2 separate regions of the Homo sapiens genome follow, and region 1 is linked to region 2. A link is an interaction called in ENCODE POLR2A ChIA-PET data of the cell type or tissue named here. Cell type or tissue: OCI-LY7. All regions are shown on one strand. Each heading gives the region's core, and the rest is flanking DNA. Links, peaks and the distances in the headings are about the cores only. Region 1 overlaps ABLIM1 (actin binding LIM protein 1). Region 2 overlaps ABLIM1 (actin binding LIM protein 1).

Region 1 (15,356 bases), core at 2,404-10,403, 92 kb before region 2:
TCATATAAACCCCAGCTTTTAAAAAAATGCTTAATCTTTTATGACCATCTAATATACACTCATATGCATATGACCATCTAATACACACTCATATGTGTACTAGATAATGGGCCATACATTAAGAAATTCTAATTTGCAATATTCAGAACTTATATTTTTAAATTTTATAAATAGTCAAATTTTTTACATTATCATGGTTTAAAAATTCAAACAACACAGAGGATGTGAAGTTAAACAGTAAAGTCCTCCTCCAGAGAGGGAAGTTTCTTAAGAATTTTTAATGTTTTCCCCCAGAAATGTTCTATTCTGGGACTAGGACACACACACCATTTTCTTTACTACTTTTTTATGAATGAGCTTATGCTATGCTTACTGTTCTATGGCCTGCTTTTTTTACTTGATCTATTTTGAACATCTTTCCATGCCAGAGCACAAATCTGCCTCGTTCTTTTGAACAGCCCATAGTATTCCATTATCAACTATACTATAATTTATTTAACTGGCCCTTCACTGATGGTCCATATAGCCTATTTCCAGTTTTTGTTATTAGAGAAATGCTGTAGGGAACATATGCATGCACATATGTGCTTTTGCAAATATATTTGTAGAATAAAATCTTAGACATAAAATAATTACTGGATCTCAAGGTTATGTGAACACCCACTGTCCAAGATCGCCAGAAATACACCTGTCATTAAAAAAAAAGAAAAAGAACGGGTTAAACTAGCTGCAGCAAGAGGGAAGCCAGAGGAACTGTGAGCCCACTCTGGGTGCAGTTTGGAGGAGTTTTCACAGCATTTGGGCTTATGCTGGGTAATTTTATTTATTTATTTAATTACTTTATTTATTGAGACGGAGCTTCGTTCTTGTTGCCCAGGCTGGAGTGCAATGGCATGATCTCAGCTCACTGCACCTCTGCCTCCCAGGTTCAAGCAATTCTCCTGCCTCAGCCTCCTGAGTAGCTGGGATTACAGGCGTGCACCACCATGCCCGGCTAATTTTTTGTATTTTGTAGAGACAGGGTTTCACCACATTAGTCAGGCTGGTCTTGAACTCATGACCTCAGGTGATCCATCCGCCTCGGCCTCCCAAAGTTCTGGGATTACAGGTGTGTGCCACCGCACCCAGCCCACGTGCTAGGTAATTTTAAAGAGGATTCAAAGGATTAGAAGCAGTTCTAGGTTAAGTGTTGTCAAGAAGCAGGACCAGGTCAGCGATTGGGTCTCAAGGTTTTCTGGATGGTCAGAGAATTAAAGTTGGGCTAGAAGCGTCATTAGGAAAAAGCAGTGGCAGTCACGGATGTGGTCAGAAGAGGGGGTTGTTTCATCACTTTGTGTACCAAGTGGACTCTGTCTTGGTCCAAACCTGGCCACTAAGTGGACTTGCCAGGACATGGCTTTATTCTGTGTGTGTTCTGTCTGATCAGCTTGGAACACGTGGCCAACTTGACACGTGCTTGCTTTCATTCTCTCAGGTACATTGATGTGGAATGTCTGTAGTTGTTGAAGTTGCTTTCCAGAAAGGTTGCACCAATTTACAGTCTTCTGGTTTCTTTTTAATACCCAACTTCCCTAACAGAATGAAGCAGTCGATAATCAGATTAATTATGGCAATTGTAATAACAGCAAATGTTTCTAGTCACTTCCAATGTGCCATCTACTGCTAAATCTATTAAATGCACTGAATCCTCATCAGAGGGCTGAGACCAGGTGCTGATAACATTCCCACTTCCCTAAGAAGAAACCCAGGCTTCAAAAGGGTGTAACTTGCTTTGATCACATAGCTAGCCAACGAGGAGTTAGCTGGGGTTCCTCACTGGGATGTCTTATTCCAGGCCCACACTCTTTACCATGAAGAAATAATTTCTCCTTTATTGTCCTTCCAGGAGCCTGCCAAGGAGAATTGAGAGCTAAGGAATTAAGAGCCACTTAATTGATGATCACAAATCTTTGAAAGGCTGGTTTGGATTGATAAGGAAGTAGGGTCCCATTTACAAAAATGAGATTTACGGGCAGCCTCCAGGAGTAATCACGTATATAGTGTTAGGCGAGGCATCAGCATAAAGTGCTGAGTTGTTCACAGTGCCCTCAATTAATAAATGCCTATGCGCACTTTCTTAAAATCACAGCCAAGACACTATAATTAAATATTCTCTGGGCGATCTGTAGCTCAGAGGATACATTAAAAAACCCCCAAGTAAGCAGATGGGTGAAGGACATCCGTCCCCGTAGATCCACGGAGGTTCATGAAGCTTCCGTTCTGTGTCCTTCCGAGGACGCAGCCTGTGAGCCTTCACCAAGAAAGATTTTGTGCAGGGAAAGAAACTGACCCGAGATGGTGCTTGAGTAAATATTGATTGAGTGTGTGATGGGCACACAGTGGGGTTGAAATTGGGCTGCCTGCTTGGATTTAGCAAAGGAAATGTGTAGTAACCACTGGCGGCTGCTCTTTTTCAGATTGTGCCGGCTGCGGAAGAGATATCAAGAATGGGCAGGCGCTGCTGGCGCTGGATAAGCAGTGGCACTTGGGGTGCTTTAAATGCAAGTCCTGCGGGAAGGTCCTCACCGGGGAGTACATCAGCAAGTAAGGCTGGGCGCGGGCACGCGTTCCTTTCAGTGGGCACCGGGCGTTGTGGTTCTTCTGCAGGTCCTGGTCTCAGGGGCCCCACCCCATCAATGGTGCTGAAATTGTTCACATCCTGCCATCATAATGAACTTGTTGCTATAAAACTTTTGAAAAGAATTGTATTCTTTTGCCTTGGCTACTATAAACCTAATGATATGTTAATCATTGCCTAATTTAACAATTAATGAAGCTGACACTGTTACACTGTATGTCATTACCAATTAAGCATTTAATAATTTCCCTGTTGCTGTTCATTCTCCTATGAGGAACTAGTAAGCCTTTGTTCTCCTTCCAGGGCTGGAGTACATTCATAGACGCTCCCCAAAAACACACAAAGCCTAGGTTGTGGGCCTTTTAGGACTGCACAAAACAGCCTGCCAGGAAATGGGCTCATGTTCAATAATAGTGGATAATAGCTACAGTTAAGGAAGTGAGGCTTTTTTTTTTTTAAATGTAGCCTGGCAATGAGGGGAAATTTTCCACCGTATACCTTTTCATGCCTTAAAAAAAATTTTCCTGCTGGGCGTGGTGGCTCACACCTGTAATCTCAACACTTGGGAGGCCAAGGTGGGAGGATCACTTGAGTTCAGGAGTTCGAGACCAGCCTGAGCAACATAGCAAGACCTCATCTCTACTAATATAAATAAATAAATAAGCAAGCAAGCCAGGCATGGTGGCACATGCCTGTAGTCCCAGCTACTTGTGAGTCTGAGGTGGGAGGATCACTTGAGCCCAGGAGATCAAGGCTGCAGTGAACTATTATCGCACCACTGCACTCCAGCCAGGGCAACTGAGTAAGACCTTGTCTCAAAAAATAAACAAATAAATTCATTCATTAATTCATGCATTTCCCCAACCACATGAAATCACCTATTCGAAAATATTAATGAATGTAGTTTAAAAATATAGTGAAACAAACAAGCAAACAAAAGGTTGCTTGGGCCCCACCCACTAGAAATCTAATTCTACAGGCCCAGGGTAAGGCTGAAACACCTGCACTGAAAGGGCAAGAAGGCTGGGTGCGGTGGCTCATGCCTGTAATCCCAGTACTTTGGGAGGCCGAGGCAGTCGGATCACCTGAGGTTGAGAGTTCGAGACCAGCCTGGCCAATATGGTGAAACCTCATCTGTACTAAAAATACAAAAACTGAGCCGGGCATGGTGGTGGGCACCTGCAACCCCAGCTACTTGGGAGGCTGAGACAGGAGAATTGCTTGAACCTGGGAGGCGGAGGTTGCAGTGAGCCCAGATCGCACCACTGTACTCCAGCCTGGAGACAGAGCAAGACTCTGTCTCAAAAAAAAAAAAAAAGAAAGAAAAGAAAAGGCAAGAAGCTCTTCAGGTGACCATTATGGACAAAATAAGACAGGTGCCTGGCTTCTAACGGAACATTGCAAGCTATGCGGGGGTGGGTAACTTGGCAGTCTAGGGTGGCACTCTATAGCTTTTCCATGCAATCACACACAGGATATAATATTTTTCCTGTGCTCCAAGGAGGTTGACTGAGCTGAAGGAGGCGGCCCTGGGCTCCGGAGGCCTCCTGAGAGCTGAGGAGGTGGTGTCTGCAGGCTGTTCAGAGGCTGTACTCTGGCATGTGGGCCCCTTGTAGGGGAATGAATGCTGAGCCCACATCTGACGGGCTCAGTGTTCTTGTTTTTTTTTTTTGTTTTTTTTTTTTGAGATGGGGTCTTGTGCTGTCACCCAGGCTGGAATGCAATGGTGCGATCTTGGCTCACTGAAACCTCCACCTCCTGGGTTCAAGCAATTCTCCTGCCTCAGCCTTCTGGGTAGCTGGGACTTACAGCTACACCTCACCACACCTGGCTAATTTTTGTATTTTTTTTAAAGTAGAAACAGGGCTTCCCCATGTTGGCCAGACTGGTCTCAAACTCCTGACCTCAGTTGATCCACCCACCTCAGCCTCCCAAAGTGCTGGGACTACAGGCATGAGCCACCGTGCCGGGCCTCAGTGTCATATTAATAACTATATGTATTATATACATTAACAATATTTTATAGCTTTGCCTTTATTGTGGTTTTAATGAAATTGTCGCTAGTGTTTTGCCTTCAGGTGTGATATTGCCTATTGATTTGCCAGTATCTTCTTCAGGTTCATTAACACCATTCTTTCTCTGGTTTATTAATTATTGTTATGTGGGCTCAGTGGGCTCAGTACTCCTACGTGCCCAGGGGGCCTGTGGAGAGAGAATGCTGCCAGGCTTTCTGCTAGTTAGCTCTGAGACAGTAAAAAATCGGCAAGGGTGACCATATGGCGACATGGCTGTTTCGCCTGTGTGGCACCGAGAGCCGCAGAGTGCTCTCTGGATCGTTTTGTTTGTGGTTTTGATCCTGTCTGGCCAGGTCTGACTGGATTGCCAGGCATGTGAACACTGGGCAGGGGAGAAATATGTCCTGCCCTTCTGTGGAAAGGCCTTGGAGAAATGTGGTTTTGGTGTCTTCTCCAGCCCCTGGCCACCTCCTCAGGAGCCGAACACGTTTTTGTCTTGCAGGGATGGTGCTCCGTACTGTGAAAAGGACTACCAGGGACTCTTTGGGGTGAAATGTGAGGCGTGTCACCAGTTTATCACAGGGAAAGTCCTGGAGGTAAGTGGCAGACCGGCTCCCTCATAGCTACCGCCATCTTTCTCAGCGGCCCTCAGAAACAAACAAGAGGGGACCCTTTCCCACCTCCTCCATCTTTTTTTCACCTGTGGAGAAAGAAAGTAGTCGCAGGTGACTATTTTCAAGAATTAAGGTGCTGCACTCTCCTCAAAGGCTCACGTGGAAATTAGAATGATGGAGAATTTGCACAGGAAAAAAAAAAGAATGATAAAGGTTCTGGTAGGAGTTATGTAGGACAGGCTATATTAGACCATTTTCATTTTTAGAAGTTAGACAAGAGTAAATGAAAAGGGTGTGAAATCATGTGTGTATACATCCATGTGTGCATGTGTGCATATGTCTATGCATGCATCTGTGGGCGTGTGCAGATTCAGGGAGCAGAGGCTCAGAATGGAAGCTAAGAAAGGAAGGGTGGGGGAAAGGTAGAGGCATTGGCTTCCCCAAACTTCAAAAACCACATCCTGTGTGACCCAGAGCACCCTGTGGCCGGGGCTGAGCTGAAGCCTGTCAAGTTCAGGTGCAACCGCCTCCAGCTAGGGAGCTTTCTTCCTGCTTTCTCAGCAGCCGCCACACAGGCTTCTGCCTCTGGGCTGAGCCAGTTCCTCTGGGGTGAGACACAGAATTCTGGGGCCAGAGTTCAGAAGGAGTCGCTACCCTACTTCTCCCAGGCCTGTGGGGTGTCAGCCAGGTCCAAGGAAGAAGTAAGACTGCCTCATCTGTGGCCCACCTGCCAGCGTGGAGAGTATGGCCCAAGCAGAGGTGGGTCAGGAAGCCCCACAACTAGGGGGATGACTACAGGTGCTGCAGCTTGTCATCTTGCTTTGTCAAGGACCAGGCTGCTAAATCCACGGAGCCATGTTCCACCTTCCCAGCAGGGCACGTTTCAGAGACACAGACACAGATCTGAGGCCCCCCTCCCCGCCACCATGGTGTTTCTGGGCTGTGCTGTCTCTTCCGTGGGGTTTCACAGCAAAGGCCCAGTGTAGCCCCCTAAATCCCACTGTAAACCCTTTCCATGAAGCACAGAGGGGCCAGCATTGGATGTGTGCTGGGACGTGGGCAGCTGATTGCATTTGGGAGAGAAGGGTGTGGTTGTGGTCAAATGCAGTTGCCTCTTAGCCCGAGGAAGAGGGTTCTGGGAAGAGGGAGCAATACCTGCAGAGGCTCAGAGGTGAGGAAAAGCACAGGATACATAAGAAACGTCAGTTGGGCACCGATGTGACAGATGATGCTGGAGAAGTGGGCAGGGTCCCAAGAGTCATATTCTGGAGTTTGGGTGTTACCCTAAAAGCGGTAGGAAGCCATTGAACTGCTTGTAGCTGGAGTGTCATGTGATTAGACCAGGTTGTTGTGTAAAGAACGTATGAGAGTTCTCAAATCTATGTACGCACGCGTTCACAGCAGCCCTATTCACATCAGCCGAAAGGTAGAAACAACCCAATGTCCATCAGCAGGTGAATGGATAACAACATGTGGTGTATCCAACTAGTGGAATATTATCCAGCCTTGAAGCAGTGCTGCCAACCACAGGATGAGCCTTTAAGTAAAAGAAACCAGCCACAAAAAGCCACATATTGTATGATGCCATTTATATAAAATATCTAGAATAGGTAAATCCATACAGATAGAAAGCAGATTGGTAGTTGCCAAAGGCTGGGGGAAGGGGAAATAGGAAATTACTGCTTTATGGATACAGGATTTCCTTTTGGGGTGATGAAAATATTTTGGAATTAGAGGAGGTGGTTGCATAGCATTGTGAATGAATGTACTAAGTGCCACTGAATTGTTCACTTTAAAATGTTTAATTTTATAGTACGTGCATTTCAGCTCAGATGTTTTTTAAATGGCTGGGAAGGGAGTTGGGGTGGAGACAGGCCAGCTAGGAGGCTACTACAGAACTTTGGGCACAAAATGATGGTGGTGCTAGCTGGAGTGGAGCCTGAGAAATGGGCCCCCACCCTCCGCACACACAGGAAGGGTGGAAAGAGTTCTCTCATAGCCTTTCCAATAAAGCTTTAATTATTGACCCAAGGACACTTCAAAACTAGTGTCTTGACCAGGGAGAAAGAAGCATATCCCCAGGAAGGCTGTTGGAGAAGGTGGATGGGACCCACCTGATGGGGAGCTTGGAGTCCGAGCGGTCCCATCACAGCGCTCAGAGTGTGATGCACAGGAGGTTGGTGCCTCCCCTCCTGGCCCTGAGTCCATCCCTCATCCCTCCCCAGAGAGCTCTTCTCAGAAGTGCCCTGATTGGGGCCTGACGCCATTTCCCTTGGGATTCCTGAGTTTGATCTCTTGTGGAGGACTGAAATAAACCTGTTGAGTTGGGGCAACTTGGAAATTTCCTTCTCCTCCTCCTTCTTCTTTCTCTTTCTTTTTTCTTCTTCTTCCTCCTTCCTCCTCCTCCTCGTCCTCCTCCCTTCTCTTCCCTCCTCCTCCCTTCTCCCTCCTCCTTCTTCCTTTCTTCCTTCTAATTTCTTCTTTCTTCCTTCTTCTTTCATCTTTCTTCCTTCTTCATCATCATCTTCTTCTTTTCTTTTTTTTTTTTCTTTTTTCTTTCTTTCTTTTTTTTTTTTAGAGACAAGGTTTTGCTCTGTTGCCCAGGCTGGAGTGCAGTGGTACAATCATACCTCACTGCAACTTTGAACTCCTGGGCTCAAGCTATCTTTCTGCACAGCCCCCTGAGTAGCTGGGACTACAGGTGCATGCCATCACACCCAACTGATTTTGTTATTTTTTGTAAAGAACGGGAGTCTCACTCTATTGTCCAGGCTGGTCTCTAACTCCTGGCCTCAGGCAATCCTCCTGCCTCAGCCTCCCAAAGTGCTGAGATTACAGGCATGAGCAACCAAGCCTGGCCCTCATAAAAAGAAACAATAGAACATCAGAATGATTTCCCAGATGTCCAGCTGTACAAAGAGAGACGAGAAAATACTGAACGTGGTCCCCACATTTGTGACAGCCGTGTTTGCAGTCTTCTTAGTCCACATGTGGAGCTGTGTTCCCCCAAAACATGCTGGGGAGGGAAAAGGGCTCTGTGTGTGTGTGTGTCTGAGTGTGTGAGTGTGTGTGTGTGTGTGTGTGTGTTGATTCCCTTCAGATTTAGCTCAACAGCTGTGGGGAAGAAAATCTAAAATAAAGCTAGATCCAAGAACATGCCATTTGGAAGAAACATGTGCTTACTCTGTTTTCTGCTTCAAGACCTGAGTCATTTGGCATTCACTGTGGCTGCAGAGACCTCTTCTCAAATTGGCTTCAGGTTTCTGTGAAGGCCGTTTTGTGAGGCCTAAGACTTGGAGACTTTCCATGCGGGGCTTTCAGAGTTGAGGCGTCTGGGAGTAGTTTGCACCATGTTCAGCCTCCACCCAGCAGACGTAGTCCTTAGATGGGCGTGTGAGCTAGAAAAACGTCCTGCAGGGTTATCACACTGACGTGTGACAGCTTGTGAGTCGGTTTGGCTTGGTTACCAACACAAAGCAGGACGGTCTCCACACACTCCTCCCTCGGCCTCTCATGCTTGGGTCTTGGTGGTGGTGAAATATTGTGATGGTGGATTTGTTGTAAATACTGTGAACCTTGGGGTTTTGTGGGTTTTTTATATTTATTTTATCCACAGATGAATTTATTTTATCCCTTTACAAATGTATTAGTTTTCTGTGTCAGCTGTAGCAGTGGTGGCTTAAAGCAACAAGCTTAAACAGTTCTTGAGGTTCTTGAGGTTAGTTCTTAAACTGAGTTCTGTCAGTTCTTGAGGTTAGACGTCTGAAAGCAAGGTGCAGGCAAGGCAATGCTGTCTCTGAAGGCTCTAGTGAAGGGCCTTTCCTCGCCTCTCCCAGTTTCCGATGGCTCTGTGTGTTGCTTGACTTGTGGCAGCCTCCCAATCTCTGGCTTTGTCTTCACATCGCCTTTTGCGTGTTGTCTCCTTTTCTCTGTTACAGTTCCCTCTGCCTCTTTCCTGTAAAGCCACTTGTCATTGGATTCAGGGCCCACCCAGATAATCCAAGATGACCTCACCATCTCAAGATCCTTTGCTTAATTACATCTGCAAAGACTCTTCTCCCAAATAAGCTAGCATTCACAGGTTCCAGGGAATTGATAGGGAGTCTCTTTTGGTGATGATCGGGTCACCATTCAAGCTGCTTGAGTAAGCCTGGGAAATCATGCACGTATCATCCCAGCGAGGCCTGCAGACCCTGTGTGGTTTTAATTTAACACTCACTGAGCCCTAAGAGGACCCTAAGGCCTCTCTAGGTGTGGTGTCACCAGAGATGCCACCAGACACCTGAGGGACCTTTGAGAAAGAGAAAGGTCACTGGACAATGATAGAGAAGAGACGCTCCAGGTCTGGCTGTGTCACTCATTCCTGAGTGACTTGGGGCAGGTTGTTCAGCCTCTTGGGGCTGTCTTCATTTCCCAGGTAAAGGGACTAGCATGTAACCTCCAGCAGCCCTCGAGTTCTCTCTGTCTCTGTCATTCCTTAATCCTTGTAAGCCCTGAAAATCACATCAGCTTGAACGGGTGGGGAGACGGGCCCGAGCACCAGCGGCTCAGTTGAAAAGGCTCTGGGTGGCAGCCAATCTGAATCTGTACTCACCAGCTGGGGCCCCTTGGGCAAGGCTTGCCACTTCTTTGAGCCTCAGTTTTCTTTTCTTTAAGTGCAAGAATTGAAAATATACGTGTAATTCCAAGACTTGGGCTGCTAGACCTCCCGGAGTCCCTTCGGCTCTAAGGATCTGAGTTCTAGAATTCTCATGTCTTGGCTGTAAGGGATCAGACAGAACCAATGGTTCTTTTTTTCTGGAAACCAGCACGTAACACTCAGCATAGAGCATACACTCAAATTGTAGCTTGATTTCTCATCACTTGTTTTCAGTTTTGTTTTCGACAGCAAGATTCTCTTTTTAGGGGGATCTTGCTATAAATGGTACATCTTCAAATGCTTCTGCTGATTAACTTATAAATTTAGGAGAGTTCTGAAGATATTTACAACCTGCCTCCTAATTAAGAAGTGCAGGGGCAAATTAGTGTGAGATACTCCAGTTTGCTCTCTCCGTCTTTTCTCCAAACTTCTCCCGCTTCCTTCTCCCCTCCTCCTCCCCCTTCCCCTGCCCCCACCTTCTTTCTGCCTAACAGCCTAATGGTAACAGGAAGCTGGAAGAGACTTCAGACCTAGGTCACTAATGTCATGGGGGAGTGGGGCATCTCTTTGGAATGCATTTCTTCCCATCTTTGGTAGATAGCCCTAGGACAGCTCTCACTCCAGCAGACATCCTTTCCAGGGTACAGGTGGTTACCTGCTAGCCTCATAAAGAAAAGAAACAGCAACAAAATGGTTGTTATTATCAACAGCAACAGCTAGTTTCAAAATGAAGGCAGCTCATGGTGGGTGTAATCAAGTAAGGACTCCCAAATTTATAAGGGGGTTAGTCTCATATCTCCAACCCTAAATTTAAGTAAGACAGCAACTGAGTTTCTTGGTCTCTGTTTACAAAGGTATAACCATCTCTAGGCACATAGCTAAAAGTAGATTGTTTTTGATGGTGCTTTCTTAAGATATGGAATCTTCTCTGGAACACCACACTCTTAATGTAATACTTCCTATACCTCTTTTTTGTTGTTGTTGTTGTTTGAGACAGAGTCTTGCTTTGTTGCCCAGGCTGGAGTGCAGTGGTATGATCTCAGCTCACTGCACCCCCCACCTCCTGGGTTCAAGTGATTCGCCTGTCTCACCCTCCTAAGTAGCTGGTATTACAGGTGCACGCCACCATGCCCAGTTAATTTTTGTATTTTTAGTAGAGATGGGGTTTCACCACGTTGGCCAGGCTGGTCCTGAACTCCTGACCTCAGGTGATCTGCCCGCCTTGGCCTCCCAAAGTGCTGGGATTATAGGCGTGAGCCACTGCGCCCAGCCCCATACCTCTTTGGATTAGATAGAGGTTGAATCTATTCTTGACAAGTGTTTGGAAAAAAAAGCAAAAGTCAAACTGAAAACAGAAGCCTGGAGGGTAAAGGAAAAGGTTTTGTCCCATGTGTTCTTCCCCTAGTCTTGGGCTGTTTTACCAACAGACTAAGGAAGGGTGGGCTTGACTTTCTCTTGGCCTCTCAAGCTGTCTTATGCAATTCCTATGCCCCCAGGGGCTACCTGTGTGCATGGAGCACTGCACTGGTTCACTCAGGACAAAGGCGCTCGGCCCTCGTCCCACACTGCAGAGTGGTACTTCCCTGAGCAGGCACCTGCCAGGCTGCACGGGAGCATTCTTTTGTTCTCCTCCCTGAAAGGAAAGTTGTCTTATGTGCATTCTGACCACAGAGGGAGAGGGCGGGGCTCTGAGTCCCACGATTTCCCTTTCCTCACATCACCGCACCCAGAAATCAGTTGGCCTGGGTTCATCTAGTCTTTCTGGGCGGGCTGGTGGCACCTGTCCTTGTGTCTCGTGGTATTTACTGTGCTACCTGTGCTCTCTGGGAACGTGCAGTGATGTCTGTGACAGCCTGTACACCCACCACATAAGAAAGAGCCTCAGATGGAGCCGAGGGAAGTCCTCTAGACCCTGGAATGCCTGTCCATTCTGCCCTACGAGGCCACCCTCCCCTGTCTTTATCTGTTAACTTGGAAAGGGTGGACAGCAGGACAGGATTTAGACTCGCTTTTAGACCCCTCCTGCTGAACTCCTGGGGTGAAGGAAATGGAATCACAATGGGATTCAGCCAAATCCTTTTCCTTGGCTCTCAGAGGAATTAAAAACTGGTGGCTCTGTTTTGTTTTGCTTTTGGACTGATTAAAAAACTGCTTTTTCACAAAGCTGAGGGGCAAATGTTTATGATGTTTCTGAGGTGAATTCACATTATAAATTGGAGGCCTTTGTCCCCTTCCTTCTTTTTGGCATAGGTATTTTAAGTATGTTATGTGGCAGTAATCATAAGCAGTGAGTAGGTCTTGTTCTGGGCTAAGCTATTCTCTAGTGAGCAAAACATAGGTTATCCTAGGATGCTTGCATGACATCTAATCTTTTTGTCACCATCAGAGATGTAATTTGCAAAAGAGAAGCTGACATGTCAATTCCCCTTTTCTTGTTCTGTGTATATCATACACTTGCAAGGAACAAATAATAACCCGTGTCCATGCTGAAGGCTAATTGCATTCTTCTCATTCTCACTGTGCTCAGAGGAATTCATGCTTTCATCCAATTAATTAATTGTAGACCCAAATATTTTTGAGGATCATGTTATCTGATCCTGTTATCTGAGTATATTGGTTGAGATGGTCTGTCCCAGTGGACAGTAAGCCACCACTGTATCCTGACTTTGTATAATATTTTTAACATCTGCAAGTGATCTCATAAACATTTAATTCTCACCACAGGCCTGCAAGCTGGTCAGGGCAGTTAGTTACTAGTCACCTTCATTTACAGATGAGGCTACTGAGTGCCCGAGACTCTGGATCTAATTGGTGTGACAGAACCATGATTAGAAAATAGATCTCTTAGGTTGGTGAATGGATACAAACATGCAGTTAGAACAAAGAAGTTCAATGTTCAGTAGCAGACTAGGGTGACTACAGTTAACCAGCAATATACTGTATATTTCAAAGTAGCTGGGAGACAGAGATGATAAATACTGAAGGTGATAAATACTCCAGATACCCTGACTTGAGCATTATACATTATATGCATGTAAAAAAATACTCATATGAACCCCATAAATATGTAAAATATTATGTATCAATAAAAGAAAAAATAAGGAAAATAGGTCTCTTTCAATTCTCAGAAGATAGGGACATACACACATAGAGACAGAGAGAGAGAGTGAGCCTGAACTTTATTATCTACCTGACAATAATCATTACAGAAAACAAATAATTTGCCCCTTGATATAACTTGCTGAAGGACCAAAAGTTACCATTCCTGGTGGATGGTAAAGGCCTGTCTCAGTGTCCCTTTTATACCTATTCTCAGGACAATAAACATGTACTGCTTGGTTGGTTTACTTTTTACCAGTGTAAAATGTCACTGAAAATCAGTGACTTTGCTCATAGAGTCTGCTGTGTTTCTGTGCCTCATAGTCTGGCCTCCTTGAAGCATCTGTAGCCTCCACCAGGCCACCTGGCTCTGCCCTTAGAGAATGTTGTAGATGGATGATGCTGTCTCAAGTTTGAGAGCATATTTTCTTCATGAAGCTCTGGTCTCGGACTCTGCAGCTCAATGGACAGTCAGGAAGGCCCTGTGAAACAGGGTCAGTATTGAGACACTGGTCACCTTGTGTATTGTCAGACCATCACTTGACAATAAACTGGAGAAATTGCTTCATTTTAAATATGAATTAAGCAAAAGGTGGTATATCTAGAAAACGGAATATTATTCAGCCATAAAAAGGAACAAAGTTCTGATATATACTACAACTTCGAGGAACCTTGAAAACGTTATGTGAACAAAAAGTCAGGGCCAGGTGCGGTGGCTCACGCCTGTAATCCCAGCACTTTGGGAGGCCAAGGTGGGCAGATCACCTGAGGTCGGGAGTTCGAGACCAGCCTGGCCAGGATGGTGAAACCCCGTCTCTACTAAAAATACAAAAATTAGCTGGGCGTGGTGGCAGTTACCTGTAATCCCAGCTACTCAGGAAGCTGAGGCATGAGAATCACTTGAACCCAGGAGGCAGAGGTTGCAGTGAGCTGAGATCATGCCATTGCACTCCAGCCTGGGCGACAAGAGTGAGACTCCATCTCAAAAAAAAAAAAAAAAAAAAAAAAAAAAAAAAAAAAACAAAGAAAGAAGGAAAAAGACAGTCACAAAAGACCATAATTGTCCAATACCATTTGTATGAAATGTGTGGAATAGGCAAATCCACAGAGACAGGCAGTAAGTTAGAGAATGCCAGGGGCTGGGGGAAGGGGGAAATAACGAATGACTGCTAATGGGTATGGGGTTTCTTTTTGGAGTAATGAAATGTTCTAGAATTAGACAGTGGTGACGGCTGCACAACTCAATGAGTATAGTCATCCCTCAGTATATGCAGGGGATTGGTTCCAGGACCACCATCCCCCTGGTAAATCTGTCAGACTTAAGTCCCAAAGTCAGTCCTGAGGAACTGACTTATAGGAAAAGTCAACCCTCTGTGTACAGAGGTTTTGCATCCCTTGAATGCTGTATTTTCAATCCACGTTTGGCTAAAAGAAAGGGAACCATGTGATTCAAACCCACGCTGTTCAAGGGTCAACTGTATACTAAAAATTACTGAATTATATACTTTAAAAGGGTGAATTGTATGGTATGTGATTTATCTCTCAATTTCACATACACACATCTACCTATCTAGCTATCTATGCAAGAATGGCCATTCAAGTCAATAAACATCTTAATGCAAGATTCTATGCTAGGCTTGGCCAGGCACGGTGGCTCATGCCTGTAATCTCAGCACTTTGGGAGGCCGAGGTGGGAGATCACCTGAGGTCAGGAGTTCAAGACAAGCCTGGCCAACATGGCGAAACCCCATCTCTACTAAAAGTACAAAAATTAGCCGGGCATGGTGGCTTAAGTCTGTAATCCCAGCTACTCAGGAGGCTGAGGCAGGAGGATCGCTTGAACCTGGGAGGCAGAGGCTGCGGTGAGCCAAGATCATGCAACTGCACTCCAGCCTGGGCAACAGAGCAAGACAACATCTCAGGGAGAAAAAAAAAAGATTCTATTCTAGGCTCTTTCCCTCTGTGGGAGCCTAAATTTTGTTTTTTTGTGTGGCGAGAGGTTACCACTGCACAGGACATGGCCTTGATTGTAGAGTGTAGCTTAGTGAATGTAAAACCTCTCCAGTGCTGGGAAAGTCGACTCAAGTTGAAATCCAATGTATGGTTTGTGATGAGTTGGTTTTGCAACACTTTACTGGAGAAGAACAACCTGGTACTAATATTTTGTCCCCTTCATGGCTATCAGGTTGGGAATTGACCCAGTAGGGCAGAGCACATTGATTGAATGAATGATTTGAGGAAAATCTATCTGATTCACCTGAAGCTGGCCACTTTCTCTTACTTTCACAACAGGAGGAAATGTGTTGTGCCAGGGCACCAGCAGACTGCATTCCCATGCAGTAAAGATTTAATATTTATGGAAAAATCACCCC
Region 2 (15,356 bases), core at 3,324-11,323:
ATGGGGGGAGCCTATGGCCATTGATAACACATCCAAGATATCTTTGAGATAAGTCAATGTCTTCCAGGGTTTTTTGTGGCCCTTCATTGACTTTTATCTTGGAGCTTGTCTTGGAACTTGAGGGAGTTTTTGTTTGTTTGTTTGTTTGTTTTGTTTTGTTTTTAATGGATGTGAGCTGGGAGCTTGACCTAAGGTAGGATGTCCATCTCAGAGGCAGGGGGCGCCCTTTGCCACTCTGGCAGCCAGAAGCCCAGCCTTCCATTGCCCAAGTCCACTTCCTGTTCCTTGTTTTTGCAGCATGTGACCCAGGCCTGGGGCCTCACTGAGCTGAGGACGCCTGCATGGTTGTAAAGCTGAGATGCACGGCACAGACTGTTTCTCTCCTTCACTGGCTTCCCCATTCATTTTCCATAACATCCATTGTTGGTTGGGTGTATTTTTATTTCTGTCCTCCAAACTTCCTTGTAGCCTCATTCTATCTTAGTATATCTTTGGGCCATTTGGACAACCTTATGCCTAGAGATTTGGAAAAACCATTTTCGCTTTGTTTCGGGCTTCGTTTGTAAAGTGTCTGCTAAGTTTCTCTTGCTTCCCCTTTGAAATACTGCTAGACATGACATTCTGTGTCCATGAAGTATAAATTGGATTTCTGAGCAGGAGGGTTACATATATTAAGTTTCTTTGAAAGGAATCTTTCCTCTTTTGCTATAAATATGAGTTGCCATGATGTAAATATATATTTGACACTTGCTGAAGGAAACCGTAACTCTTATTGACGCTTTAGACAAGAACCGGCAATCTTAAAACTGTCACAAAATTCTGGATGCTGCCAACTTATCTTAAGGTTCCCTCAAGATGTTCATTTATATTTGGGGATGTAAGCACTCTGAGTCCAGAAAGCTAGGCAGTGCTCCAACAGGTCCCCACAGCAGAATCGCACACCCCCATCTCTATTCGCTTGTCTTAGAATTAGTCACTCGGGCTCTCATGGTGCCAAAAAGAAGAATGAAAGTGGAGATGGGCATTTAAATGTGTTAAGTACAGTGAGAGTCCTGTGAGTGAATGCTCCCCTGAGGTCTAAAAAATTAGCTTACTAGGCTAACAGGAAAGGAGGTAAAAATGAAGGCCAAGAAATAGAAATAGAAACATAAATAGAAATATAGTAGCTTGTCACTACAATAGATGAGAACACTAACAACTTAGGGTAGCCCAATCTGAGGACTTAAAGGAACAAAATAGCTATGAGTGTGATATATATATATATATGTACTATTGTATTATGTGCGCACACACACACACACACACACAGAGTAGTTTTGTTTTTTGTTTTGAGGCAGAATCTCACTTTGTTGCCCCAGCTGGAGTGCAGTGGTGCAATTTCGGCTCACTGCAATCTCCACCTCCCGGGTTCAAGCAATTCTCCTGCCATAGCCTCCTGAGTAGCTGGGATTACAGATGCCTGCCACCAACACCTGGCTAATTTCTGTATTTTTAGAAGAGACAGGGTTTCACCATGTTGGCCAGGCTGGTCTCAAACTCCTGACCTCAAATAATTCACCCGCCTCAGCCTCCCAAAGTGCTGGGATTTCAGGCATAAGCCATCATGCCCATGCCCGGCCTATTATTTTTAAACAGTATCTTATTCAGGGTTGATAGATGATGACAACGATGATGATGAAAATAATGATATCTTCCAAATATGATATTTCATCTGGTGTGTCACACATTACTTTGTTTAAGTAAGGAACTATGCACAGATGGCCTCTTAGGGCCCCCATAAGTTATTTCCTGCCAGGGTTGGGTTCAAAGTTATATCATTTAAATAGGGTATTGGCCAGGTGCAGTATCTCACGCCTGTAATCCCAGCATTTTGGGAGGCCAAGGCGCCACAGATCACTTGAGGTCAGGAGTTTGAGATCAGCCTGGCCAACATGATGAAACCCCGTCTCTACTAAAAACACAAAAACTAGCTGGATGTGGTGGCGCATGTCTGTAATCCCAGCTACTTGGGAGGCTGAGGCAGGAGAATCGCTTGAACCTGGGAGGCGGAGGTTACAATGAGCCGAGACTGCACCACTGCACTACAGCCTGGGCAACAGAGCAAGACTCTGTCTCAAAAAAAAATAAAAATAAAAATAAATACAGATAAGGTGTTTAATTTAGAAAAGGGAAAGAGGCCTCTTCCTGAGAATTTTCCTTTTTCTTTTAAAAATGCCCAAAATTTGTCATGCCTTTGGTATTTCAAGGGCTAAGAATTTGGTACCTAGCAACATTATGTATTCCAAGAACTTATTCCCCGATGAGCGGTTGTGATATGTGAAAAGCACATTCTGCAGAATTGCTGAGATGGGTGTGTTATTGGGTCTCTCTTTACCTGATTTTTAAAAATGCTTTGTGGGAAGTTTTAAATGATTATAGTTACATCTGCTTACAAAATTTGAACAAAGTAGTGTTTTTTTTTTTTTTTTAAAAAAAAAACAACTAGAGAGGTGAATGTTTGCTGAAGACATCCAGCCTAATATAGAACCACACCCAACTGGTGACAGCATTCAGCCAGAATCCAGTCCTTGGGAATTCAGACAGCTACTCCATAACCTTTGAGAGGCTTTGACCATATTCAAGAAGTGAGGGGCTTCTACAGGCACTGGCCAACACAGGGTCTTGTTGATAGAAATATTTTAATCCCTGGACAAATGTCTAATTCTAATAACCTTAAAGTTTGTGTCCTGCATATGCAGATATTTTTGTGTGTGCGTGACACTGGCTAATAATGATAAAAACTGATTTAATGGGGGTTCATTTGATTGTGTATTATAACCAAAACCTACGAGAACTTTCCTGGAAACATCTGATTTTCTGCAAGGACAGTGGAGGTCTATGTGAAAGAACAAAAGCATGGGGCAGGGGGGTTCAGAAGCAGTAGTAAAAGTTGAGACCCATTATACCTTCTTTCGAGAAAAGACCGTAAGAATGATTCTGTTTTTCAGTTATGGATTACTCTTGTTAATTTCTAATGTTCATAGGATTAAATCATTTTTCTTCAGTGAAACATTTATATTGGAGTTGTCAAAGATTAGCTGTAATGGGAAACTTATAAAAGGGGTGTTGTTGTGAGCCCAGTGCTGTACACAGGTCTTTACTTATCATCATCATTTACTTGGAAACTGTGACTTAAGTGAATTGAAATATTAAAAAAACTAGTTTTTCCCCTCATCAGTGTTCTAGGTTGAAATAAACGACGTTCTTCAAGGACCTGCTATATGTTGTTTTGCTTAAAGTTGCAGTTTCCAGCCGGGTGCGGTGGCTCACGCCTGTAATCCTAGCACTTTGGGAGGCCGAGGCGGGTGGATCACGAGGTCAGGAGATTGAGACCATCCTGGCTAACATGGTGAAACCCCGTCTCTACTAAAAAAATTCAAAAAATTAGCCGGGCGCGGTGGCGGGCGCCTGTAGTCCCAGCTACTCAGGAGGGTGAGGCGGGAGAATGGCGTGAACCCAGGAGGCGGAGCTTGCAGTGAGCCAAGATCGCGCCACTGCACTCCAGCCTGGGCGACAGAGCGAGACTCCGTCTCAAAAAAAAAAAAAAAAAAGTTGCAGTTTCCTGTAACCTGTTGATATTAAGTGAGGACTTATTGCACTAGCATCTGGCTTCCTTTAATTTAGAGAAAATTGATGGTGAATCTTGCCATGGTGCTTGCTAAATTAGGCCAATAAATAGCTGTGGAGGTAATTAATTGGCCTCCTTCAATCATTCATTCACAGACATTTATTAAGCACTTACTCCTGGCCAGGCGATACCCTGAGCACTGATGATGACAAATGAGACCAAGTTTTAATTCAGCAACAGGTTTAAAACACTATTTCCTTCTAAATGCAAATTATAATCTTCCTTCCCCTGTTTTCCTCTGTGTTTTTTATACTCATTTTTTCCCGATAGGAACTAGTTACTTCTCTTTAGGAGAGGGATAAATGAGATAACATTTTTATAAATTAGCTTTTTAATAGATCAATAGTTTGGGATGATATTTCATAATTTTTAGGAACTAATATATGACTTAAATAATAAAGTCAACATTATAACATATTTGGGTCTGGATGCTAAACCAGCTCTTGAGAAGAAAAGACAAAAGTTTCAGAACACCAATAACCAAAAGCCAGAAATCTAAATTTGACTCAGTAATAGACACAGATCCCATATTTGGAATATCTTACTGCCCATTTAGTGTAGATCTGTACTCTGGTTACTTAAAAATGTACATGCTGAGACATTAAAATTCTCTTAAATGTATATTCAAACGGTAACAATTGACATCTTTCACACTTGACTGGATAGATTTAGAAAAATTTGACCTGAAGCAACTGGCCAGACCTCTATTTTCTGATGATCTATGATTTATTTAAAATTATTAGTGTTAATAGATAAATAAATTGGACTTTATCAAAAATTTTAAACTTTTGTGCTTCAAAGAATTCCACCAAAAAAGTGAAAAGACAACCTACAGACTGGGAGAAAATATTTGCAAGTTCATATTATTTCTGACAAGAGACTTGTATCCAGAATATATAAAGAGCTCTTACAACTCAGCAGTAAAAGTCATTACCCCTACTAATTTATTGAGCTTTAATAGTCCTGCATCTTCTGGTGTCTTCTTGAGACAAGATGTTTGCCCAGACATAGGGTAGGAGGACAATTTAGGCCAGTTACAAATCTCTTTCTAATTTTGCACAAGCTGAATTAGTTTATCTTGGCCATTCTCCTGGTCAGAAGGGAGTGATGGTGGCTATGGTGGCACTTAAAGCTTTTGCAGCCACCCCTTTGCTCTCTTTTCTGCCCTGGTCCCTCTTCTCTCCTCCAAGAGCACCATGCCTTCCAGACAAGGTGGCCAGTCCTGTTGCTCCTCCAGTCTGCACCCTTCCACACCCTCCTTTCTCATGACATTCCAGCTGTCTGGAATATGGGCTTCCCACCCTCCCATTCACCTACCCTCTCACCTGGTGAGCTTACTCTTTGATGCCCAGCTCAAACCTAGCTTGAAGAATTGGTGTCACCTTCATCTGAGTCTCATAGCATTTTTCTTATACCTCAGAGTAAACAATTGCATGTCATTATATGGCATTTAAGTTTGTCTCCTTAGATAGCCTCTAAGTCCCTTGAGGGCAGGGACTATATCTCATTCATCTATTTGTCCTCAGTAGTACTCAGTGCCCAGCCATAGTAGGTGTTCAATAAATATTTCAATGATTGAATCATTGGCCTGGGTTGAGCCTCATCTTTGAAGTGAAAGATGGGGAGAGGTATAAATGGTCGTGAAATACCTGGCTGACACGCGTCTGACTCTATTTTATATATTTCAAAGTGAGGAAAACAGAAACATATGCAAACACGCTGCAATTGAAGGCACTTTGTATTCCTAAGGGGAAGGACTTGGTGACCACACGGGTTCCCAGACTTAACCTTCAGATCGGAGAAACCTCTGCTAATTGCCAGCTGCTGCCATCATGCTTGAGAGTGATTTGTATTTGGGTTTGCCTAGCCCGCTCCTTTACACGCTTGGGATTTAACCACCTGACAACTGATCCTGAATCATGAGCAAGCAGCTTTCCATCGCTCCCAATCTCCCCTCCATCTAATCAGTTTGCTGCGAGCTCACAGCTTTCAATGCATGCCATTGGAATGACGCACCTGACCGCTAGCTGCTTCTAACCCAGCTCCACCTGAGTTCAAATCTCTGCAACGGAAAACTAAACCTGATATCACCTTTGCAAGTCAAGTTGATAAATTGAGTTTGTTTCTTTTGTTTCTCCTTTTTGATGAACCTCCTTCCAGTCTGTTGTTTTGAATTTTTATTACACTTGCTTTGTTTTCTTTGTTTCTCTCTCCCTTCTCTCATTTTGTTTTTTCCATTCTTCTCATTGGAGGCAATGAGCCGTCCAGCGGCCGGAACTCCCCTCTCCCTTACCGGCCAGACAGCCGCCCTCTAACTCCAACTTACGCTCAGGCCCCTAAACATTTCCATGTTCCAGGTAGGAGCTGACACAGTCTGTGTCTTGGTGTCCTGTCACAGTGTAGAATGTAGCCTTGTAACCTCGTCTTGTCTCATCTCTCATGCTCTTTTAATTGGGATGCACAGTTAACAAACCCTAAATTGCAGGATCTGACCTAGGGGGCCTTTCAAAAGTTTTATGTGTTAAATGCCAGGATTATGTTGAAGGTTTATGTTTTCTAAAATAATTTTTGAAGAGTGTGGGTGATGGGTAAAAGCAGTTGGGTTGTTTTGTTTTGTTTTTTACTAAAATTTTAATTGTACCTTTTTATCATTGCCTTCTGAGATATCTTTCTGTGGTTTGCTGTCATTGACTAATTATGGCAATGGCAATCTAGTTATCTTCTCATCCTAAAGACTGAACCACAGTATCACCTGAGAGAATACTTTTATATTTCCTGTTTTTCTCTAATGTGGAGACTTTCTCCAAGGACTTTTCAGAGAGATGTAGAATTGGGTGAATTGGTTGGTCTTTCTGCAGCGCATAACAGACTAGCCATCTCCATAGCCCGTGAAGATATCTTGCAATTTAGGCTTGGTGCTGCAAGCTTTGCTCTAGTAGTCACAAGCATTTGCTGTCATAATGCAAATAGTAATTTGACATCAGAAACTGAAATAATCAGAGCCCATTAATATAATATCTTAATGTTTAGAATCAGCTCACTTTGTAAGGACAGGATTAGCCATCAGAGGTAATAATACTATATTTCTACCAGCAGTATATTGTTTTTTGCTTTGTTTAGCTACTGAAAGTAGTTTAATAAATTACCCACTATATTAATGTAAGTGTACATATTTAGAATCTATAATCATTTTTTTCTTTTGCTTCTAAACTTACCTAATAAAACAGAGGAAAGTTCACTGAGATTTATATCACTTAGTTGGGACTGTCCTTTCTAAAAAAGTTTAATTGAATCTTGAAAATTAATGTTCTATATCTGGGATTTTTCACATAAAAATGCCCCACCAAGATACAGTGCCCACGGTTCTGGGGAAACAGAAACCTTTTGAAATTTCCTGAGTATTTATAGTTAAAGCAAAATGGTTCCATAATCCAAGGGGGTCTTGTATAAATATATACATAGTGTTTAGCATCTCTTTTCTTTTTCATTCATTCTTTTTTTAAAAAATTTGGCCTGTATAAATTAGGATTTGTTGAACATCCCATCAGCACACCAGGCTAGCCTTGCACATAAAAAGTTTCTGTTTTTTTTAAAAAAACTTTTGATTTTTCTACATTGCTTTCCACTGTTCCACTCATTAGTTGAAAAGTAAATTGAGCCACTGGTATCTACTGGGGGCTCAATTTCTAGACAATAGCAATTTGGGCATTTTCCCCAAGCTGGTTATGTCTTTCTCACCATAAGAGTACCTCCACTGCTTGCGTTTCTTCCTGTTTTAATCCCACTTTCAATGAAGTGTGTATTTGAAATAAATGGCTCATGAGTTAATCACATCTTTATATATCCTAAGATGTATTACAAAGGCTTCCATAACACTTGTCTATAGTAAGCCACTCATTTCTATAATTTTTCTTTCAATAAACTCAATCTTTGTAATACAGAAATTAACCTTCTGGGTTGTTTTTGTTCAAGATCTTCAGTTTGATTTGCCCCTTGGTTGATCTGTTTTTCCCATCGCTGAACTGGTTCCCATAATCACACACCTTTGCTTTTCATTTCCACAGATCAAGGAATCAACATTTACCGAAAGCCACCCATCTACAAACAGCATGGTAAAACCCGCTTTCCTCCGCGTAGCTTTTAAATAGCAAAGTCAGCTGAACTTCTCCTTGCTGTCCTCTGAAAGGCTTTTCCTGCTGCTGCTTTTGAGAGTAAAACTGGGGCATCCAGCATATTATGCCTTTCTGGTCTACTAAGATGTAAATATTGTAAAATTGATTCTCCTGGATGGAGAGACTTAGCTTGATTAGAAAGCTTCTAACCTGTTGCTGAGCCCATCAAACCATGTATCATTCTGTTCCTAGAGAAGGGGAAGTACTGGTCACACAGCAACTCACAAACATCCTAGCAAGTCTTTTTTCTTTTTGCCATCAAATATAGTCACCCTTTAAAATAATTTTGATGAGACTAATTTAAACTGGTGAAAAACCAGCCACCTAGAAAAACTAATTTGACTGAGCCTACATCAACTTGGCTGTCCAGGTCTCCAGTTTCTTATTGGGCATGAAGATGTGTGCACAGTGGAGTGGACAGGATACAGGCTAACACAGAGGTCAAGGCTCTGCTCCCACTTTCTCCCTAAATGGCTCTGTGACGTCATTTCTCTGTGCTTCAGTTTTCTCTTCTGTAAAAACCAGTTAGTTAGATCAGTTTGTCTCTGAACTTCCTGCAAACTAAGAATCACTAACGTGGATGTATAATTCTGTTTTCCTTTTTTTAACTCAGGAACTCACATGACTTTATGTAAATCACATTTTCCTCCACCATTATTAAGTCTCTGTAGATATATCGACCATAAATCTTTGTGAAAAGATATCTAAAGCTGGTCTTCAGGCGTTTTCAGAAAATTCTACACAGATTGTGCCTGGAAATTTGAAGGCTGCCTTTAGAATTCAGCTGACATTCATGAGTCCTTAAGAATTAGGATAACATGAGGCCAGGTGCAGTGGCTCACACCTGTAATCCCAGCACTGTGGGAGGCCGAGGCAGGTGGATCATTTGAGGTCAGGAGTTCAAGACCAGCCCAACCAATGTAGCGAAACCCTGTCTCCTCTATTAAAAATACCAAAAAAGTTAGCTGGGCGTGGTGGCGCACACCTGTAATCTCAGCCACATGGGAGGCTGAGGCAGGAGAATCACTTGAATTCAGGAGGCAGAGATTGCAGTGAGCTGAGATCACACCACTGCACTCCAGCTTGGGCGACAGAATGAGACTCTGTCGCCAAAAAAAAAAAAAAAAAGAAAGAAAGAAAGAAGAATTAGGACGATGTGAAAATCAAAATCAAATAACATTGAAAATGCGTAAGGAAAAAAATTTTAGACCAAAATCAGGAAGACAAAGAGAAATGTATGTATCGTAATGGTTCTAGAGCTATGATTTTTTTTCTCATCTTTTTTTTTTGAGGTTTTAAACCATACGCTTGCTTTTTAAGTTTGTTAACATTGTTTTTGTTTTTTTTTTTTTATGGTTTATTGTCTTTCCACACACTCATTAACATGTGAATGTTTAACTACTGACTTCACCAATTCTAATGCGTAAGTACTGTTTGAAGTCATCCTTTTGTTGTTAATTTAAGAATAAAATTCTCAGCATTTGATTTGTCAACTTACAGGCTTTAAAAAATACTATCTTTAGGTCCTCCTCTCTGAACAAAAATAATCAAATAATTAAAATTTAAGGAGATTGGATAATGTTAGATTATTTGTTTGGAAGGAATTAGTTGACTTCTTTTCATAATATTTACTTTGACTGAAGTCTTTCAGGCTGTTATAATTAATTAAAAATAGCCCAGCCAGAGCAGCGCTTTCCAAAGGATGTTTTTGCAAAACAGCCATTCCATGCCAAAGAAATAGTTGTTATGCCCAAAACTGGTGTCTGTGCCCTGATGCGTTTGAGAAAGGCTAGATTTAAATCAAGTCACATTTGTTCTTCATAATGCAGAACTTCTGAGAACTTCTTATATGCTAACATGTTTTGTCCATCTTTAAGAAGGGGATTTCCTATGTAGTGTTTTCCAAGCTGAAATGGTTTTCTCATGAGGTTAGAGATTCAGAGGAACACTGTTTCATGCCTGGCCAAGACTTTACCTCCTAAACTGGGCACAGTGGCCCACACCCATAGTCTCAGCTACTTGGGAGGCTGAAATGAGAGACCTGCTTGAGTGCAGGAGTTAGAATCCAGCCTGCACAACATAGCAAGACCCTATCTCCAAGGAAGGGAAAAAAGACTACCCCTTTGTATTGGGTGACCTTGGTTGAGTTATTTAAGCAAATTGAGACCCAGAAGGTTACCCGAAAAATGGAGGACTTAGAGCTGAAGATTCAAAAGGTTATTTCCAGATTTTAAAATATGTAAGCCCAGAAGAAAAAAGTTATTTAAGGCATTATAAATACATTTTGAAATATTTAGTGACATCCCTGGCCGATTTGCAAAATTAGCCAGAATCAGGGACTGTCCATTTAACCTGGTTTGTTTTGCTCCATCTCTGTAGGTTAGATCTGGGGCTCTAAGCTGTGACTCCTCCTCTAAGCATAGCCAATAAGAACTTTGTGAACTAATATTGCTGCTAGTTTGGCTTTTGTTGTTTTAAAGTTGGATAACTCACTTGTGTGCACAGACCTTTGAACAAAACAATGAGTGGAAACGGCAAACATAAGTTTCAATGCCAAATTCCTGCAAGCTGAAAGTGGATTTTCCAATTTCCATTTCTCCTAGGACTCAAGGACACATGTATTTAGTATATAAGGATTAGAATGAAGTGGACCAGACAGGGTGTGGTGGCCCATGCCTGTAATCCCAGCACTTTGGGAGGCCATGGTGGGCGAATCACCTGAGGTCAGGAGTTCGAGACCAACCTGGCCAGGAGAAACCCTGTCTCTACTAAAAATGCAAAAATCAGCTGGGCATGGTGGTGCATGCCTTTAATCCCACCTACTTGGGAGGCTGAGGCAGGAGAATCCCTTGAACCTGGGAGACAGAGGTTGCAGTGAGCCAAGATTGTACCACTGCACTCCAGCCTGGGCGACAGAGTGAGACTCTGTCTCAAATAATAATAATAATAATAATAATAAAAGAATGATCTGGACCAACATATTTGTGGCTTCTTGCCCAAAGATGCAAAGCCCGCCAACCCTCTAATGATTAACAACTACAGTCAAGTGATAGCGTCATGCTTTCAACTTAGCTCTTTAATTTTAGATTACTAATTACTCTAGGAGAGTGTTGTCCACTGGAACTTTCTATAAGGATGGAAATGTTCTATATCTGCACTGGCCAGGACAGTAGGCACTAATCACATGTGACTACTGAGCAGTTGAAATATGGCTAGTGAAACTGAGGAGCAGAATTTTAATTGTATTAATTTTTTTTGTTTAAATAGCCTCATCTAGCTAGTGCTGGGCAGCACTCTAGAATAGGGTTTTTCAGATGTAGAACACATGTAGAATGAAGCTTTGCTTCTGACGTAAAGTAAGGAAAATGAGTTGACTTGTCAATAGGTACCTCTGAGTGACTGGGCCATGGATAATGGTAATAAACAGAACTTTCTGGAACTGAAACTTTTGCCAGAGAACAAGAAAACTATGTAAGTGGGGTTGTACCGCCATTGTCTTACAGACCAATAGCTAAGCAACCCCTGATTCCCATCTAGATGCAGCTGCCTTGGCAGCCCAGAGCAAGTCCTCAGAAGATATCATCAAGTTTTCCAAGTTCCCAGCAGCCCAGGCACCAGACCCCAGCGAGACACCAAAGATTGAGACGGACCACTGGCCTGGTCCCCCCTCATTTGCTGTCGTAGGTATGCAACTGTCACGGCTAAGTCAAAGGGACAAACTGCTAGGAGAGCTCAAGATGACATGCTTAAAAACATGAAAGAAAATGTATCCTATTATGAAGATTTTAAAGAAAAGTATGACCAAGAGGTAGCATAGTGAAAAGAACTAACGTGGTATTAACTTGTTGTACAAAACGCTTAAAAGTTACAAAAACACATCCACCAGAGTCTTGTTCTAACCAAACCCACTGGGATCCAGAACTGGTCTAAAACCAATGGTTTGCATGGACTCTCAGAGTTAATACTGCAGAATCAGTAACTCTGTTGAACATAGTTGAGTGAAAGCCTTATGGCAAGAACATTGTTCTATATAATTAGAGTCTAGTGGGTGAATTTACCGAATGTTTGTAGAAGCATGACTTCTTTCAGTTAAATTTGTTTTAGACTATTTCTGGGTTGTAGTTATAATTCTTAACAACCAATCTTAACACTGAAGCACTTTCATTTTTCTTGTAAGATCATGTTGTCCATCATGCAAAAGGGCTATTGCAGAGTAGTAGGTGTTCTGAAATATTACTTCTGTGAAGTTATGTGATTTTACATCTACCATTTTCATGAATTCTGTGCTAAAATGTCATATTTCAGCTGTTTCATTCTTTGCTCCATGCTTTCCAATTATGTCTGTGTCTTTACTATATTATCAGTAGTGAACCTACTCGGCCTAAAAAGAAGTATTAGCAAACCCAGAAGCTAATACTGAAAATTTAGCGAGTCAGCTTTACAAAGACACGATCTTATCACATTTCTGTTAACAACCTAAAAGGCCTTCAATTTTCCAAAATGTCCTAATCTTCATTGTGCTATTTTTAATAAGTTATTTTTGGAATATCTTTCACAAGCAATACAAGTGGATTTTAAATCAATTGATACTTATAGAAAGAGTTTAAGGAAAAATCTACCTCCTAAGTTCATTATTCACAAGTGTTGTGTACATTATATTAATGAAATTTATCTAGTCCTTGCAAACTTGTGCCTATTGATTTTCATTAGTGTAAACTAAAGAGAGAAACTTCACACTGACATTTATAATTGTAAGAACTAAGAACCAACCATCAGCTTTTCTATGCCAATCCATGCCCTTCAGGAAGTTCTTGAGGCCTTGAGGTTGCTAGTTTAGTAAATTGCTTACTGGGACATTAAAGCAGCTACATTTTGGAAAGAGGGAGAATTAAGTTTTTGTTGTTGAATTTATTATCACTAAGTAGTTTAAAGCTCTTTTAGATTCCAAAAGGAGGAAAAATTTCAGGTCCATTAATCAAAATGCTGAAAACTAAGACTATTAGTTAAAGTTTATTTTGATTAGATTAGCAAACTTTCCTGTTTCCTCCCACAGCCAGATTAATCCAAGCAATTTAGGAAAACAATAATTATCTTAACCTCTCAACCATTCAGACAGATTCCTCCTTTCCTTTCCCTGTCTCCCCTTTCCAGAAAGCTAAAAAATTGAACACAATTTACTATATTGTTCCAAAGTAAAATTGTACCTGTATTAATGCTTTTGATTTACCTATTAGTATAAAACTCTTTTGTGACCATTTTTCAAAGGATGAGAAAAAGAAAACCTTAGAGACCCATTTCTCGAAAGAAATAGTAAAAGTATGCTTTTTATTGAATTTACTAAGAGTAGAAGACAGAGTGATAGTATTATGAAATTCTAAATATTCAGAAAAAGAGAAAACTACAAGGTTTAAACGCATGTCACAAAACAATGACTATCTTACCTATCTGTTGGTATGTAGATAAATTTGCATTTCTTTCTATTTGAAAATTGAGGCTGGGCGTGGTGGCTCACGCCTGTAATCCCAGCATTTTTGGAGGCCAAGGCAGGAGGATTAGTTGAGCCCTGGAGTTTGAGATCAGCCTGGGCAATATAGTGAGACCATGTCTCTATAAAAAATATTTAAAAATCAGTAGGGTATGGTGGCATACACCTGTGGTCGCAGCTACCCAGGTGGGTGAGGTGGGAGGATTGCTTGAGCCTGGAGGTCGAGGCTGCACTGAGCCATGATTGCATCACTGTACTCCAGCCTGGGCAACAGAGTGAAACCTTGTCTCAAAAAAGAAAGGAAAAAGGAAATTCACTTCAAAGACATCAAAATAACAACTGGAGATGCCCTTCCATTTACTAAAGTGATCTCTGACCAGTGAACTTAGACTAAGTTGCAAACCCAGTTCTAATGGAGCAGGGAGGCCTAAATTCAGGCCTTCCTTGCATTGCACGTTGACCTGGCTTGTCACACAGGGCCATTTTCTTGAGAAACCAGCCAGTAGTGCTGAGTTGGTGGCAGGCATTTTTGTTTTCTCTTGTATTGTTTACTTAAAAGTGTTAAAGACCGTTGCTGACCTTGCCAGCCTAACAAACTGAACACAGATGGACTAGCCCGTTAAGATTCCCTTGTCTTGGGGCTGATGTGAGAAGTTGTCTTTGCTGTGGAATTAGGACCTGACATGAAACGCAGATCTAGTGGCAGAGAGGAAGATGATGAGGAACTTCTGAGACGTCGGCAGCTTCAAGAAGAGCAATTAATGAAGGTTTGTCCTTAAACTACCTTGCTGCTGTCTTCAATGCTAGTTACATAAGATCTATATTTTTTGAATGACTACTATGTATAAACCATCTAGATAGGCAAGAGGTGGTCCCAGTCTTCAAGGGGCTTGAAATCTGGCAGGCAAGGCAAGACAGGTGTCTGTTAATAGTAACTAGAATATGGCAGAATACCTGCTGGGCTCTAGAGGAGATGGCATTGGTGCTGGAGGTCAGAGGGGTGTGGAAGGTTTGGGTTGTTGTGGGAAGGAAAGAGAGACCACATGGGGGCATGTGTGCAGTGCATGTGTTGAAAGGCTGCTGGAGGGCCAGGCAGAGCAAGGTGGTATCCACCCAGGTAGTGCCACACCTTCCTTCCCTCATGCAGTTCTGCTGAAGGAATGACTGTGGGATTGAACATTTCTCCAAGTCTTTTCCCAGGATGTGGGCCAGGAGAAAAGGAATGAAAGGAATGGCCACCATGAAGGGGTCCTCTTCATACCCTCCTTCCTGTAGCAAGGGCCTGCAGCAGCCCAGAAGGACAGTCTGTTATCAGTCAAGAGGCTGCTGAATCCTTTCAAATGATGTTTTCTAAGCATATAGGAAATGCACGTGATATTAGTCAAAGGATACAAAGTTGCATTTATAGTATGATCTCAGTTTTATATGTGTGTATACAAAAATACTAGATAGATATAAATCAAAAGATAGTGTTATTTCTGAGTGACATATTATGGGTTACTCTTCTTTTCTTCTAGATTTTCCAAAATCTGTAAAATTAGCATGTATTACCTTTATTTCTTGTTTTTAAACAAATCAAGGCAATTTCTTTTTAAAGGATACCAGCCCCAGTCTTCCCTTCCCACATCAAAAATCCACACACACTCACACATGCCTTCTGAGGTCTCCTGGCTCTTTAGGGAAAGCAGAGGAAGGAAAACGTTCTTCTAACACAGAGCCTGACTTAGGGAAATGGAGCTTTGAAACTGAAAGGGCTAAGAGGGTTTAGGGTCCCAAACTTGACCTACCTCTTCAGGAACTACCAGGCTCTGGGGCCACATGCATTCAGGCCCTCCAGCAAGAGAAACTTCTTGTGGGATCTGCTACAAAGAAACTGCAGCTCCATGAAAGTAATTGCAAGCTTTGCTTTCTTTTTTTTTTTTTTTTCCTTTTTTCTGTGAATAGCTTAACTCAGGCCTGGGACAGTTGATCTTGAAAGAAGAGATGGAGAAAGAGAGCCGGGAAAGGTCATCTCTGTTAGCCAGTCGCTACG

The links. Peaks named below come from ENCODE experiments on the same cell type or tissue, not always from the same donor. Only the 100,000 strongest peaks of a DNase experiment are listed, where the experiment ranks them.
Region 1: POLR2A ChIA-PET joins it to region 2 with 27 read pairs; 3 of 35 experiments call an interaction of 5 or more read pairs at or near these places.

The regions. Positions count from the first base shown.
Region 1 is chr10:114,534,877-114,550,232 of GRCh38, reverse strand. It overlaps ABLIM1 (actin binding LIM protein 1), which reads left to right. Exons shown (of 23, transcript NM_002313.7): 5 at 2,457-2,583; 6 at 5,135-5,228. Among named protein-coding and RNA genes, the nearest start is that of ABLIM1, 120 kb to the left of the region's middle. RefSeq lists enhancers at 5,920-6,029, 8,501-8,680, 9,031-9,080. In OCI-LY7, for the core only: no CTCF peak of the experiment used is centred there; DNase peaks (open chromatin) are centred at 5,752, 7,912 and 8,152; H3K4me3 peaks cover 2,483 bases; H3K27ac peaks cover 4,361 bases.
Region 2 is chr10:114,444,047-114,459,402 of GRCh38, reverse strand. It overlaps ABLIM1 (actin binding LIM protein 1), which reads left to right. Exons shown (of 23, transcript NM_002313.7): 13 at 5,920-6,024; 14 at 7,732-7,779; 15 at 11,383-11,523; 16 at 14,000-14,091; 17 at 15,269-15,356. Among named protein-coding and RNA genes, the nearest start is that of AFAP1L2, 47 kb to the right of the region's middle. In OCI-LY7, for the core only: no CTCF peak of the experiment used is centred there; no DNase peak of the experiment used is centred there.